2 separate regions of the Mus musculus genome follow, and region 2 is linked to region 1. A link is a contact called in ENCODE Hi-C data. All regions are on one chromosome and are shown on one strand. Each heading gives the region's core, a stretch centred on a gene start or an enhancer-like site at or near the end of the contact. The rest is flanking DNA. Distances are from core to core; before and after follow the strand shown.

Evidence for each region. Hi-C counts contacts between places; a loop is a spot of excess contacts on that map.
Region 2: a loop to region 1 is called in a map of T-helper 1 cell, with 2.5 times the contacts of the local background. The contact joins the enhancer-like site here to the promoter of Sp110 in region 1. A Hi-C loop is called at or near these places in 2 of 37 maps with a recorded cell type or tissue (T-helper 1 cell and T-helper 17 cell).

Annotation. Positions count from the first base shown.
Region 1 is chr1:85,595,831-85,602,542 of GRCm38, forward strand. Sp110 (Sp110 nuclear body protein) reads right to left here and starts at 2,980. Exons shown (of 12, transcript NM_030194.1): 1 at 2,799-2,980; 2 at 132-279. The coding sequence starts at 278. It overlaps Sp140 (Sp140 nuclear body protein), which reads left to right and starts at 4,873. Exons shown (of 17, transcript NM_001013817.2): 1 at 4,873-5,361. The coding sequence starts at 5,330.
Region 2 is chr1:85,807,061-85,813,772 of GRCm38, forward strand. All of the region lies in intron 1 of Cab39 (calcium binding protein 39), which reads left to right. Among named protein-coding and RNA genes, the nearest start is that of Cab39, 17 kb to the left of the region's middle. Within about 2 kb of position 3,535, at least 1 of the 3 ENCODE cell types and tissues checked has a DNase peak (open chromatin) inside an H3K27ac peak, as active enhancers do.

The DNA.
Region 1 (6,712 bases), core at 1,730-4,229:
CTGCAATAATGATCATGGTCAAGTTGGGCCTTCCATGTTCTAGAAACCCTGATGGGTTGTGGTCAGAGATCTCAATACTGAAACATACTTAATGAGGACTAGACAGCTTTGTGGAGGGTCCACAGCCTCACCTTGTACATTCTCTCAGTGATGAAGGAATTGTCCCGGAGCGCTTCGAAGAAGGGGAATGGCTTGTTGATGGCATAGGCGATGTTCACCTTCATGTATATGAAATGCTGGAGAAGAGCCTTTTCCAAGGCTTTGGTCAGAGTGAACATCCTATAAAAAGAGGCAGGCTGAGAAGACAGGCAAAAGTTCTCAGGAGCATGGGGAGTGGCTCTCTGCATAAAATGGATTCTCAAAGGTAGACACCCTAGTCTTCAAGCATCCCTTAGCTGTCTACAGAGCAAAGTCTTGCTAAAAGATCCATTGGTAGAGGAGATAAAGGCAGTGCCCAGAAACCACAGAGGCTGAGAAGGACAGACAATAGCATATAACCATCCTGAAAGGGATTTTAAAACATAAAGTGGGTTTTTAAAACATCTCTTCTTCACTGAGTATGTCCTATGTCCAGCTTTTGTTCCAAGGATTTCATAGGTAGTAACTTACTGGAGTTCACAAAGCATTGCAAGGTGGTCACTGTCATCACAACTACCTAACTGTGGTGAGCTCTAATGCAGACAGGGGTGAGGTAAGCGATCCTCATGCTAGATTATACAATCTGGAGGGGGCTGAGTACTAATCGAATCTTGACATTCTAGATGCTGGTTTACAGTTGAGAAAGTGCTTGGCCACAGCCAGAGTGTATGTATAGAGAGAGTTGAATATATATGAGCTGGCTTAGAACAGATCACCTGCAGTGTAGCAGAGCACTATCTCATACCAATGCTCATGAAAAAGAGACCACCCAACATGTAGAGCTAGAAAGCTGGTAATATTTAGACACTGAAAAATCACTCACAACACTTTGACGCAAGCAGACAACACATGAATAAAATCAGGAAGGATATGAAAAATAGGATTGGTCAAAGTCAACGCTTGGTTTTATGACCCCATTTCATTCTTCAGGATGGACCTGGGTCTTCTTATGGAATGTTTCTAAAAATCGACTGCTTCTGGATCATGAGAAAATAACCAGTGAGTTATAACAGAAAACTTCCAGGTGGCAAACTGTTGTAAGAAGGCAGGCCCTAGTAAACCTTTTGATCACAGAGGGGGCGCTTTTGTTGTTGATTGGCAGTAGTGGGGATGGAGTCCAGGACCTGTGCATCTTAGGCAAGTGCCCTATCCCTGAGCTGCATCCCAGCTAGCAACACAGTTCTGTTTATTTGTTTGCTAATCTTAAACACAAAGAAGGCAAAGGTCCCCCTTTCCTCTTTTTTAAAACAGAATATTAAATATTAAAGAGTATTTCCAAAGAGTATTTCCAGGAATTTAATCCCAGCATCACATTGAGTAGACTTGTCTGTCCCTTTCTTCTTCTTTCCCAATCTCTTAAACTTAGCAAAAAAAATGTTGAGGAGAAAACAAAAAGAAGCCGACTTCACAGTAGGACTGTAGAGCAGGGAGATGTGTCACAGATCATCCAGTCCTGAGGGAATCCTGGCAGACTGGGGACAGGTGGGAGGGAAAGCTGTTGAGGCTACTTGTGGGGGAGGGGAGGGGAGGCAGCAAGAACATGTGCTCTGGGTTCTGCTTAGGATGGCAGCAGCACTCAGACCTACGCTGCTGTGGCAACTTTGCCATTTGCCGCCTGCCACAGTTTCCGAAGATGGAAGTCAGATCTACAGAGGTTAAGTACCTGTGCCAAGGACACCAATCTACAGTAGAGTGTGTCTGTCTCTGATATTTTGTTTCTCACTGTGCAAGATATGGTATCTCAAGCCTGAGGAAATGGTGCAAGCCTTTAATGCCAGCACTGGAGGCAAAGGCAGTTGGAGGCCATCCTGATATATATAGTTCCAGGACACTCAGGGCTACACAGAAATTCTGTCTTGAAGAGGGGAAAAAAGATCCTGTGTCTCAGCTGCCTGCATGCAGGTTTTTATTATGTTAAGGGCCTTACAAATAAATTAGGGAAAGACAAACACCCATTAGGAAAGACAAAGCCCCAAACAATCAATAAAATGAGCATCATATACAATGAATGCATAATTAAGCTGGGAAAAGGCAGACAAGTCGAAGGACTTGACAGTGCATAGTACTATCAAAGTGACCAGGAGACAAAACAATAGTCACAGTCCCTGATAGGGTAGAAGTGAAAAGCATTTCAAGTGTTCTGTGACTTATTTGGAATCAGGGTCACCAGCTGTAAAAATTACATTTCCCTTGAATTTTCACGCACAGTAATGTATTTCAGTGAAATGACCATGGACTAAAACCAAAAAAAGCAAACATACAAAAACCATCCATACCCCCGCTAGAGAGAAGTAAGGGCGCCCCTTACTTTCTCTTTCCCAATAGCTCCATAATTAGGCAAGTGTTGGAAGATGATAACGGCACCGCCCACCGTGGACACTTGCGAGGTCCAACCTCGGGAATAGGCACTGGACACTGTCCCCAAAGTCTGTTTCAGAAAAAGAGTTGTGTGTATAAGCCCTCACTGCCCTCCCCTCCCCTCCCCTTCCTCCCTCTTATCCACCTCCACTCCAGGGTCCGAGCCAGGATCCGGAGCCATGCTCGAGTCTCTGGACAAGATTACTTAGCAAAGAGAGAACCTGGGGAGTCTAGGGTACAGCAGACAAAAGCTGACCCCAAGAATCAGGAATCTAGTTGCAGAGCCCAAGAGCAGAACGCACCTGGATGCTGAGGGCTGCCACGGGTTCTCCCGAGTTCTCCCAGGTCACTGCCTGGATTAGTTAAGGGGTTCCTGGATCCTTCCTGGAAAAGCCTGACAGCCCAGTCTGGACCCGAAGTTATGCTGCCTTGGAAGTCCCGCGGGGAGTCAGGCTTCAAGAAAAGAAAAATGAAAGTGATCTCAGCACACTGAGCAGGAAGCCAGCCAGCCACACCAATTCCGCCCTCCACTCCTCCACCCCTGCCTTGTGCGGTTCCCCAGCGTGGTTAGCATTATGGGTTTCAGGGGCACTTGCTGGGAATCCAGATCTGCCTGGAGTGGAGTGAGAGGCAGGGAGGCAAAGGATTAACACTGGAGAACATGGGAAGGGTGTGTCCACTGTCCCCTTCCTAACCTGGGGATCTATTCCCCCAGTGGTCTCATTGTAACCTTTAGGAAGTATTCTCAAACTGCATTGGGGTGAAGGTTATCCTGAAAAAAATTGCTAGAAGTTATTAAATTAACAACAACAACAACAACAACAACAACAACAACCAGAGCTGGCATCTTTGAAATGTCTAGAATTTGTCAGGATCACTATGTGAGAAAATTGAAATAAAACAAAAGGCAACCAAGTGACTCTCGAAAGAGTCTGAGCTAGGGTCTCTGAGTGTTCAACTGAGAAGAGTTCTATGTAACCCCGTCTAATATTTCCCAAATGTATTTGATCCACAAGACACCCCAATTCCCCACCCCCAGGATACCCACGAGGCCTCTGGGACTTTAGATTTGAACCAAGGCTAGCCCACACAGGACAGAGCTTCTCTGTACTTCCTATGGAGACACCGACGGTAGAATTTGCAGCCAAGTACAGTTAGAACAGTAGGCTTGGCCCAGAGTGTCCCAGGGATGGGGACTGAGTGTGTGTGTGTGTGTGTGTGTGTGTGTGTGTGTGTGTGTGTAGAGGCTTGGCCCAGAGTGTCTCAGGGATGGGGACTGAGTGTGCATTAATGCTTGTGTGTGTGTGTGTGTGTGTGTGTGTGTGTGTGTGTGAGAGAGAGAGAGTCTGCACAAGAATCACAAGCATGCTTATGTGTCAGAAAATTACCCTACCCTCGAGAAACCTCTAAAGCAAGAAAAGTTATTACATCAGACAGATATGAATAAGGGCAAAGATTTCATTTGGAGTCACACATACTAGGACTACAGTAATGATGGTAAAACCTCACCTGGTATTTCACACCACGTGAGAGCTCATTAGACTTATACGTTTAACACAGTTTTAAAGATGCATTTACCTAAAGTGATGATTTTGGTGAACTTTACCAAATATAATCATGCCACAGTGATCACACAGGCCAAGTCCTCTGCCCTCCTAAAATCCCCTTGTTCTTGGCAGAAAACCCCCTCTCAGATTCCAGCCCCAGAGAACCACAGATCATCGGTTACACAGCTAAGTTTGACCGGCGCAGAAATGCCATATAAATGAAGACATAAAGTGTACTTTTTTTTTGGTGTATGGCTTTGTTTGCATCCCTGTACTCTTGGGACCTGTTCCTGCAGGTCAGTAATTTGTACCTCTTCAGCAGAGGTCTGAGCCTGGAGCCCTGGACAGGCCCTCGTCCCTAGCCACCTTGTCTCTGCCTCTGTTTTGCCTGTTATTTCCAGGCTTCTGTTGGTTGCTTTTGTTTTATTTGCATCTTTACGCCTGTTTCTTTACCTTTCCACTTCAGGCTGGTTTTCTAACTTACAGAATGAGAATGAGCATTCCAGATAAGAGCAACAGTTGTGCAGAGTAAATGTAAGGCACCCATTCTTCAAAAATGATACTGTCCCCGACTGGCTATAGCCTCGGCTGTGATCCACTTCCGAATTCTGTGAGATGCCTCTTGTTCTCAAGACCATGGTGAAATTGCTGAAGCCCTGTGTTGCCTCGCTGTCAGTGTCACACCTTAGCAAGCGGCTCTGCCTGGATTCTCTGCACTTGCCTTTGGTTGGTTGGAGGTGTGTGGGCGGGGTTGGGGGCGGTCTCTTGCTCTAGCTACCTTCAGAAGCTTCAAAAACTTTATGAAGCCACACCCGACTTTTCCTACTCTGCTGCTCAATTATCAGGTCCCAGCTTCTCTGGTTCTGACTTACTAGGGTGCCAGGACAGTTCCAAGTCTGAGAGACTGCAGACAATCTAACTCTTCCTGGTCTTTCCAGGCACCGCCCCCGCTTAGGGTTAAGGGACCACTTCCTTCCTATCCTAACAGCCAGCTGGCCTTAGACAGCTCTGAGCCCTTCCCTGAAACAGACCCTTCCACCTTCTTTCCTTAGAAGGCAGCAGGCGTCCCAGGTTTCTGGGGACTTGGGCTGTCTTTGCTCCTCCCCTCTGGGGCAGAGACTGGGGGTGGAGGGCAGTGCCTTAGTGCAGTGTTGTCATAGTTAAGCAATTTCACTTTCCTTTTTCTCCTCTTTGGAGGCCCCTGAAGGAGTTCTCTCTGGGCTTCCCAGAGACTCAGAGGGGGTTCGGTCTACCCTGAACAGGGTCCCTTGGAGTCTGTGTAGGGGATGGCAGGAGGCTACAATGAACTCAGCAGCAGGTAAGTCCCATTCTCTCTTGTCCCTTGTCTCTGCTAAGATCTGCCTTTAAATGTGTTACTAGGGCCGCCCAGGCTGGGTCCAAGGCCCACAGATATTTGAGACAGTGATCTCATAAGGAAAAGAAGAACTGGGTTTAGTTGGATTCCGAGGTAACAAGGGCCAGGTGGCAGCATTGAATCGCCGGAGACAAGGTGATTCTAGTTATTATAATGGACAGCGGAGACAAAAGAATGTTTATAATAACATACCCAGTAATGCTCAGCACAGGAGAGGTGAAATTTATAAAGGCATGACTCGGTTGGACATTTTCTTTGGCAGAGGCAACTCTAAAGGCTTCCATTTTGGCCTTTCCAACCATAATAGCCCTCACTCTACAGTTCAGGGAACCAATATGAGAATTCTGCCAATTTCTGAGTATATCTATCCCAATTATACATTCTGGAACTGGGGAAATCACCACAGGATGTGTCCGGGGACCTACTAGACCTACTGTGAGTTGGACATCAGTCAAAACTCCATTACTCACCTGCCCTCCATAAGCCCCTACTTAAACTGGAGGGCCACAATGTTTCTTGGGATCCCCTGGGATCAGTGTCAACTCAGAACCAGTATCCAGCAGACCCCGAAAAGTCTGATTATTTCCTTTTCCCCAGTGTACAGTTAGTTACCCTTGTAAAAGGCCGTAGGTCCCTCTGGGGAAGAACTGGAGAAAGGGTAACAGCAAAACCTTTGAGTGTCTTATCAAGATCCTTCCTCAGCGGAACCTGGCCACCCCTTCATTCAAGGGGTTCTGGATCTGCAAACTGTCTCAAGTCTGGAAATTGATTCACTGGCCGAGATTGCTGTTTACCACGATCTAATGTAGCCTTTCTTTCATTTGGCTGTTTACCACTATCTAATGTAGCCTTTCTTTCATTGTTTGAGAATTTTTCTGCTTATACAGATCAAACAAATATGCAGTAGGCTTCCTATGTATTTCATTCCTGGAAACACCATGATTGGTTAGCCAGTACCAAAGGTCCAACCGAGTCATGCCATTATAAATTTCACCTCTCCTGTGCTGACCATTACTGGGTATGTTATTATAAACATTCTTTTGTCTACGCTGTCCATTATAATAACTAGAATCACCTTGTCTCCGGCGATTCAATGCTGCCACCTGGCCCTTGTTACCTCGGAATCCAACTAAACCCAGTGAATTTAATTCATCTAATTGAGCAGAAGCATCTCCAATGCTAAGATCTGGCACAAGGAAAAGGGAAAGAACAAAATCCTTCAAATGTGCTGGTGCCCCTCTCACCAATTTGCGTCTTATAGAGCTGGTGAAAGGCATATCTTCTGGACCTTCCC
Region 2 (6,712 bases), core at 2,285-4,784, 210 kb after region 1:
CAACTCACTCACAGGTCCTTTGACAACAAAGCAGTTTTTAGAAGATTGACTTTTCTCAGAATGAAAGCTGTAATGTCACAGTACATCTAACTATAAAATGTTCTGCCCAGCCAAGAGTCAGTCTTGAAAGGAGATATTCTAAGCAACTGTGCCTGCATTCTCTCTTCCTTTGACATTACATCCTCAGGAATTATTATAAAGAGAATTTGGGTGTTAAGTATTTTTGTTGATAGTTTTGTTTTTAATTTTGTGTGTGTGTGTGTGTGTGTGTGTGTGTGTGATATGTGTGTTTCTCTATGTGTGTGCATGTGTCTTTCTCTCACAGAGTTGAGGGCCATATGTCAGTTATAGGTGTCTTCCTCAGTCCATCTGCACTGTATTTCAAGGGTGGGATTGATTGATTGATTGATTGATTGATTGATTGATAATTGATTTAGAGGTAGGGTCTCACTATGTAGTCCTGCCTGGACTATAGTCAGATCAGACTGGCTTAATCCATTTTGTTTTGTTTTGAGAACGAGACTTCTCTGAGCCTCAAAGCTGAGTTCTAGGGGTCTGCCTGTCTCTCTCTGCCCCCACCCACACCCCAAAGCTTTGGGTTACAGCCTTTCACTATCAGTCCCAACTTTTCATAGTGGGTGCTGGGGATCTCTGCTCAGGTCCTAGTGTTTGTGTTTTTCTGAAGGAGCCATCTTCTTTCTTTCAAACTCCTGTTGTTCACCTTACCATAGAAAACAAGGTAAGGAACAGTAGAAAAACAGAAAAAAATTAACTCTTGGGTCAGGGTTAATACACAAATTAACATCTGTCTTGTGTACTGTCAGGTGAAATCCCACATTTGGTTTTGAATAGGGTAGCTAGAATAAGGAGTCAGTTCCAAGACTATGTAAAACACAGGCTGGCCACTTAAAGATGCCTGACATTTCCAGGAATTAAGGTCAGTATAGTGTCTACAAATGAGCTACTTAGTCTTAAGATATCTTTTATTTTTATGCCTAAAGATAATATTGGCCTGGAGTGCAGTATTATTAAATCATTATTTTTTTTAAAGATTTATTTATTTATTATATGTAAGTACACTGTAGCTGTCTTCAGACACACCAGAAGAGGGCGTCAGATCTCATTACGGATGGTTGTGAGCCACCATGTGGTTGCTGGGATTTGAACTCCAGACCTTTGGAAGAGCAGTCGGGTACTCTTACCCACTGAGCCATCTCACCAGCCCCAAAATCATTATTTTTCTGAGTGGTCTAAACCCACTTGGGATTCTTCCACTTTGACCTGGAGTTGTGGGATTGTAGGCATGTACCACTGTATCATGTTAAAGTCATTGATTTTCTGATGCTCTGGAGCTGTCATAGAGGCCTTGTAATAATGCCTCCAAACATCTGGAGACACCAGAAAGGTTTAAGGTTATAATCTCAGGTAACTGCTCTGGCTTTAACAATTGGCTAATCCTAGTGGACAGCACTAATAGCTGCCTCTGAAAAGTAAAGAGCTTACCCATGGCTTGGTGCAGCTCTGAGTACCTACATTTGATTTGGATGCCAGTAAAATGCCAGATGACTTGGCGTCTGCCAGTAATCCCAGTACTTGGGAAGCAAAGGTAAGAGGACAAGTGTGAGTCAGCTTGCATTACATATGACTTACAGATTAGGTTCTACCTGTGACATCCAAGTCCATTATCTAAACAGTAGGGACGAGGTGGTACGACTGGAGCAGACTCACCTCTTACTCCAGAACCCAGCTACCACAAAGTTTGAAAGCTGCTTTCATCACCATAGCTAATGCCATTTTTATCTGAAGATGCTTCTGCACTTGTATTATTCATCTCCCATGATTTTGAAACAAGTTCACCCTATTTGCTTCCCTCCAAGAACACTTGTAGGAATCCATCCAGTTTTAATCAGTATAACTTTCTGTTCAAACCACTGTGATTCTGACACTTCAGTTAGCAATACTCTCAATATTTGGAGGAGGTAAAAAAAAAATCAAGAAGATGCTGGGCATGATGATGTATGCCTTATATCGCAGCATTTTGGAGTCAGAGGCAAGTGCATCTCTGAGATCCAGGGAAATTGTGGGACTGTATCAAAAAAAACTAGAAAATAAAATAAGAAATTAGAAAATCAATCAAGATGAAAGATGTGGGGTATCTGCATCTGGGTGATATCTGTGTGGTTGAATTGTTCCTTTGTGTGCACGCTCGGGGATTCAGCCTCTGTAGTCACTTGGTAGCATTCCACTTTGGAAATAGTGAAGGAAACATTAAGTTCTATGTGGAAAATGTGTAGAGGACCGAAAGTTTTCAATGTAAGTAGCTCTTCCTGGTTGGGGTGTCTCTCAGCTGCTGTGCTCCCGTGGCTATAAAAAGCAATTGCTTCCTCATTTTAGATACAGATTTCAGATGAAAAGGCAGATTTTCCTGTTTGACTGTATTGTGCTATCAACACATCAGGAGTGAGTGGAATGTTCTTTGAGCAATAAAAAAAGGCATGTGGCCATTCTGTAACAGCACTTGGGCTTCTCAACTTTTGCCTTCCTTTCCACTCCATACTTTCTTACCCACAGAACTTGAAAAAAAAATTACAAAATAATTTGTTTCCATATCAGACTTTAGACTGTGCATACAGCTCTTAGCCAATTGTAATACATCTTCTGGTTTTCCCTTCAAAATTATCAGTGTCTAAGGGCCAGTTCAGGGAGCATCATCTCCTTGATGCCTGCCTGCATGCCTCTAGCATACAGTGTGCCTTGCCTGTCCTCTGAACTTGGTATTGATGAGGTTTTCATTAGGATAGATTTTAAGTCTGTTCTGTGTGTACCTATCTTTATAATCTACTTCAAATCATGATCTCATCTTTTTAGATCCATGAGCTGAGTTGTTGGTATGTGGTGGGAATCTTCATTCCCTCTAAAAGCACATGCAGCCACTTTCTGTATGATCCTGCCAGCTAGTTGACAGCTGCAGTCTAGTTGCTTCCCTGATGTTAAACACTATTTAGCCTCATTGTTTCATTGAGAGCTCTTTTCTCAACCTAAGACCAAGCCTTCATAAGCCAGTTAATGTGTTGACAAAGAGGCTAGAAAGGCTATGGTTTCTGGGTAGAAGAAAGGTCATCTTTCATAGAATGTTCTACATCAGTGGTTCTCACTATGGGTCACGACCCCTTTGAGGGTTGCATATCAGGATATCCTGCATATCAGATACTTATATTATCTAGTAGTAAAACTATAGTTATGAAGGAACAACAAAATAACTTTATATGGTTGGGGCCATCACAGCATGAGGAACTGTATTAGAGGTGTGCAGTGTTAGGAAGGTTGGGAACTGCTCTTCTACAGGACCCGCAGTCTGAAGTGCCATGCAGTTGTGCAGTCTGCCTCCAAATATTTCTGCTGAAAAAAGTTTATTTACACTAAATACTACTATTTGACAGCCTTTGGGCAGTTACAAAGAAAACAAACCTGCAAATCTCCAACTATGGTGGTGCAGCTTGGACTGGCTCTGCAGTCTGTTTGTGCTTTTGTGGGCGTTTGGCCAGAACAAAAATAGTAATGCCAGACCTTGAAGGAGAGTGATTTCCCAGGTTTATATATCTGATTCTGTAGACATTTAAAGCTGTGAGTTTAAATTTTTTTCAAAATATAGTTCTTTATCAGAGTAATAACTAAGGGCAAATTTAGAAATTACTTTTACAAATATAATTTTTTAAAGCCACCAAATTTCTAACACATCATTAGTTTTTCACCCTAAAGGGAATTTTCCAAAAGGTACCTTTGTCTGGCCATACTTGAGATTTGTGTCAGGTTTTTCTCTTCTGTTTACAGTTACAAGCTTGAATATTGCGTTCTTCTTCAGGAATTTGCTTTCTAAAGGGCAGGGTTGGCTATTTGCTTTTCTTATTTACAAAAATGTGGGTGAGACCATGGTGTTTGTTCATAATCATATGGACTGTGTTTGCACAGCCTTGTGGCAGAGCAAGTAAAGTTTACCCTCGTAGTTTCTTGAAGACTGATACTTTTTCATTATTAAAAAAAAAAAAAAACTATTTCTGTTCTGGTTTATTATATGTGTATGTATGTCTCACTTTGCACATGTCAAGGTCAGAGGACAACTTGCCAGAGTGAGTTCTTCTACTCTCTGGGTTCTATGGATTGCACTGTCAGGCTTGTTGGCATACGTATTTACCCACTGAGACATCTCATTGGCCCAGTTTGTCATACTTTTTTATTTTATGTGTACAAGTATTTTGCCTACAATATGTGTATGTACTGTTTGGGAGTCTGGTGTCTCTCGACACTAAGCGAGAGTGTCAAAACTCCCAGAGCTGGAGTTAGAGTCCGTTGTGAGCCAAGGTATGGGTACTGGGAATTAAACCTGGACAATCTGCAGGAACAGCAAGTGCTCTTAACTGCTGGGCCATCCATCTATCAACCCTGTTTTTCATTTTTAAATGTGAAAATTGGTTAACTTTTCTTATTAAGTTATACTTATTAAATTATTTCTTATTAAATTACATATACTGTTTGTAAATCGTTGAAATTCACGTTTTGAAATTGGTTCTAAAATTATAACTGTAGCTTTTAATTCTTTAATATATCTATGAATCATTTGAGATAGGACTAAAATGGTAAATCCATATTAATTTTAAAAGTTAGAGAAAGCAGTCAGTTATGTATTATAATTGCATATAAATAATAATTTGTAATATGTAACCATAATTTCCAATCTCAAGTTATATGAATTCTTTGCATTGTAACAGTTTGAGAAGTCTAGCATGTGAATAAGAAAGCTGTCAAAGCTTTTCAGATTGACTTATAAAGAAATTTTATTTATTTACTTAGTATAAGTATATATATGTTGTGTAACCTACAGTGTGCATGTGCCTACCACATGCTTATCAGTGTTCTGAGACCAGAAGATGTCATAACTCCCAGAGCTAGAGTCACATGGAGTTGGGAGCCTCCTGACATGAGTGCTAGGAACCTAGCTTAGGTTCTCTGAGAGGCAGCTGGGAAGTTTCTTAGTGTTCTGAGCCATCTTACTAGACCCTACAGATTAATTTCCAGCCTTTGTTTTGCTTATTGCAGGTCTCATCAGTAGATTGAAAAATCACTTTAGTGAATTACCACCAGCCTTTAGAAGGAGGGAGTACAGTGGAACAAAAAACAGAATGCAGAGTAATATGAGAAATTAATGAAAGTATACAGTATAATTTTACCAATTAGCAATAAGTACTGTTTGGTGATAATTGGTTGGTTGGTTAGGTTTTTGGTTGGTTGTTTTTGTTTTGTTTTGTTTTTCTCTTTTTAGTCTTTTCCAAGCTGACCTTGGAACTCCCTGGCTGAGGAGGATCTGGAATTCCTGATCCTTCTGCCTTTATCTCTCAAGTGCTAGAGTTACAAGTTTATGTCACTATACTCGATTCTTGTTCTTATTGTATAAATGTGTGATCTGTAAGCCTCCATTGGTAACAGGAATAAAGGTAGATTTCTTGGTCTTGTAGTTGTTTAAGTTACTACTGGAGAGAGATTGACTGTAGACTTTAGTTGGAAAGTTCCAGTATCGTGTCTTGCCTGGGTGTGTATCTTGGTTTTTTGGTTTTTGATTTTTTTGTTTTTTTGTTTTTTTGTTTGTTTTGTTTCCAAGACAGGGTTTCTCTGTATAGCCCTGGCTGTCCTGGAACTCACTTTGTAGACCAGGCTGGCCTCAAACTCAGAAATCCGCCTGCCTCTGTCTCTGCCTCCCTAGTGCTGGGATTAAAGGCGTGCTCCACCACGCCCAGCTCTGGGTTTGTATCTTTAACAGAAAGTAAAGGAAGATCTGTGTGATTTTACTCATCAAAGTTGTAGTTGGCAGGAATTGGATAAGAGAAACTAATAATGCAATAAATGACAGAATCAAGATTCAAGAAAAAATTACATTTTGGGGTGGGGGTGGCTCTGTGTGCACATGTCTGTGCCAATGTGTCTGTCTGCATATGTGGAGGACAGAGGGCAGTTTTGGAAGTCAGTTCTGTCCTACCACCAGCTCAGGTTGTCACTTTGGCAGAGGATGTCTTTACCTGCTGAGATGTCTCATTGTTCTCCCACATACATATACACACCCTAATTTAAATGTACTGTGTGTTGGATCTAAATCAGAAGAAATTTAGAAGTAAATGCTCCTTCCTACAGGCTTGTCCCAAATGGAGCAGTTATCAGGTGAGGATGTAGAACATGCAGGAAAGACTGGAGTAGATGGAATTGCTCAGGAAGTTTATCAGCTGCATTCTTTGACTATTGAAACTATCAATAAGATTCAAGACCAAATTTAATGCTTATGCTGGTCAGATTGCATGTGGAGTTGAGTGTTAAGTTTGATCCACCACACTCAGACAAACAGTTGAAGAACTCCCAATTGTGCCAGCTGCCTCTGCTCATTTTTACCAGACTTGAGCTGGATGGACTTTAGAGGAATTCTGTTGCTAGCTTGGCTAAATCTTGTGCAGATAGCATGTGCACACATTCCTGCCTTATTTTGTTTATTTATTTTCTCCCTGGGGTTTGAACCTAGGGCTTCGTACAAACCAAACCAGCACACTGACAATGTGCTATACTCCTAGCACCTTGTTTGTTTTTGAGACAAGATCTTGTCCTCTAACTTAGGCTGGCTTCAAATTCATGATCTTCCTGTCTTCTTCTGAATGTTGGGGTTACAGGTATGTAC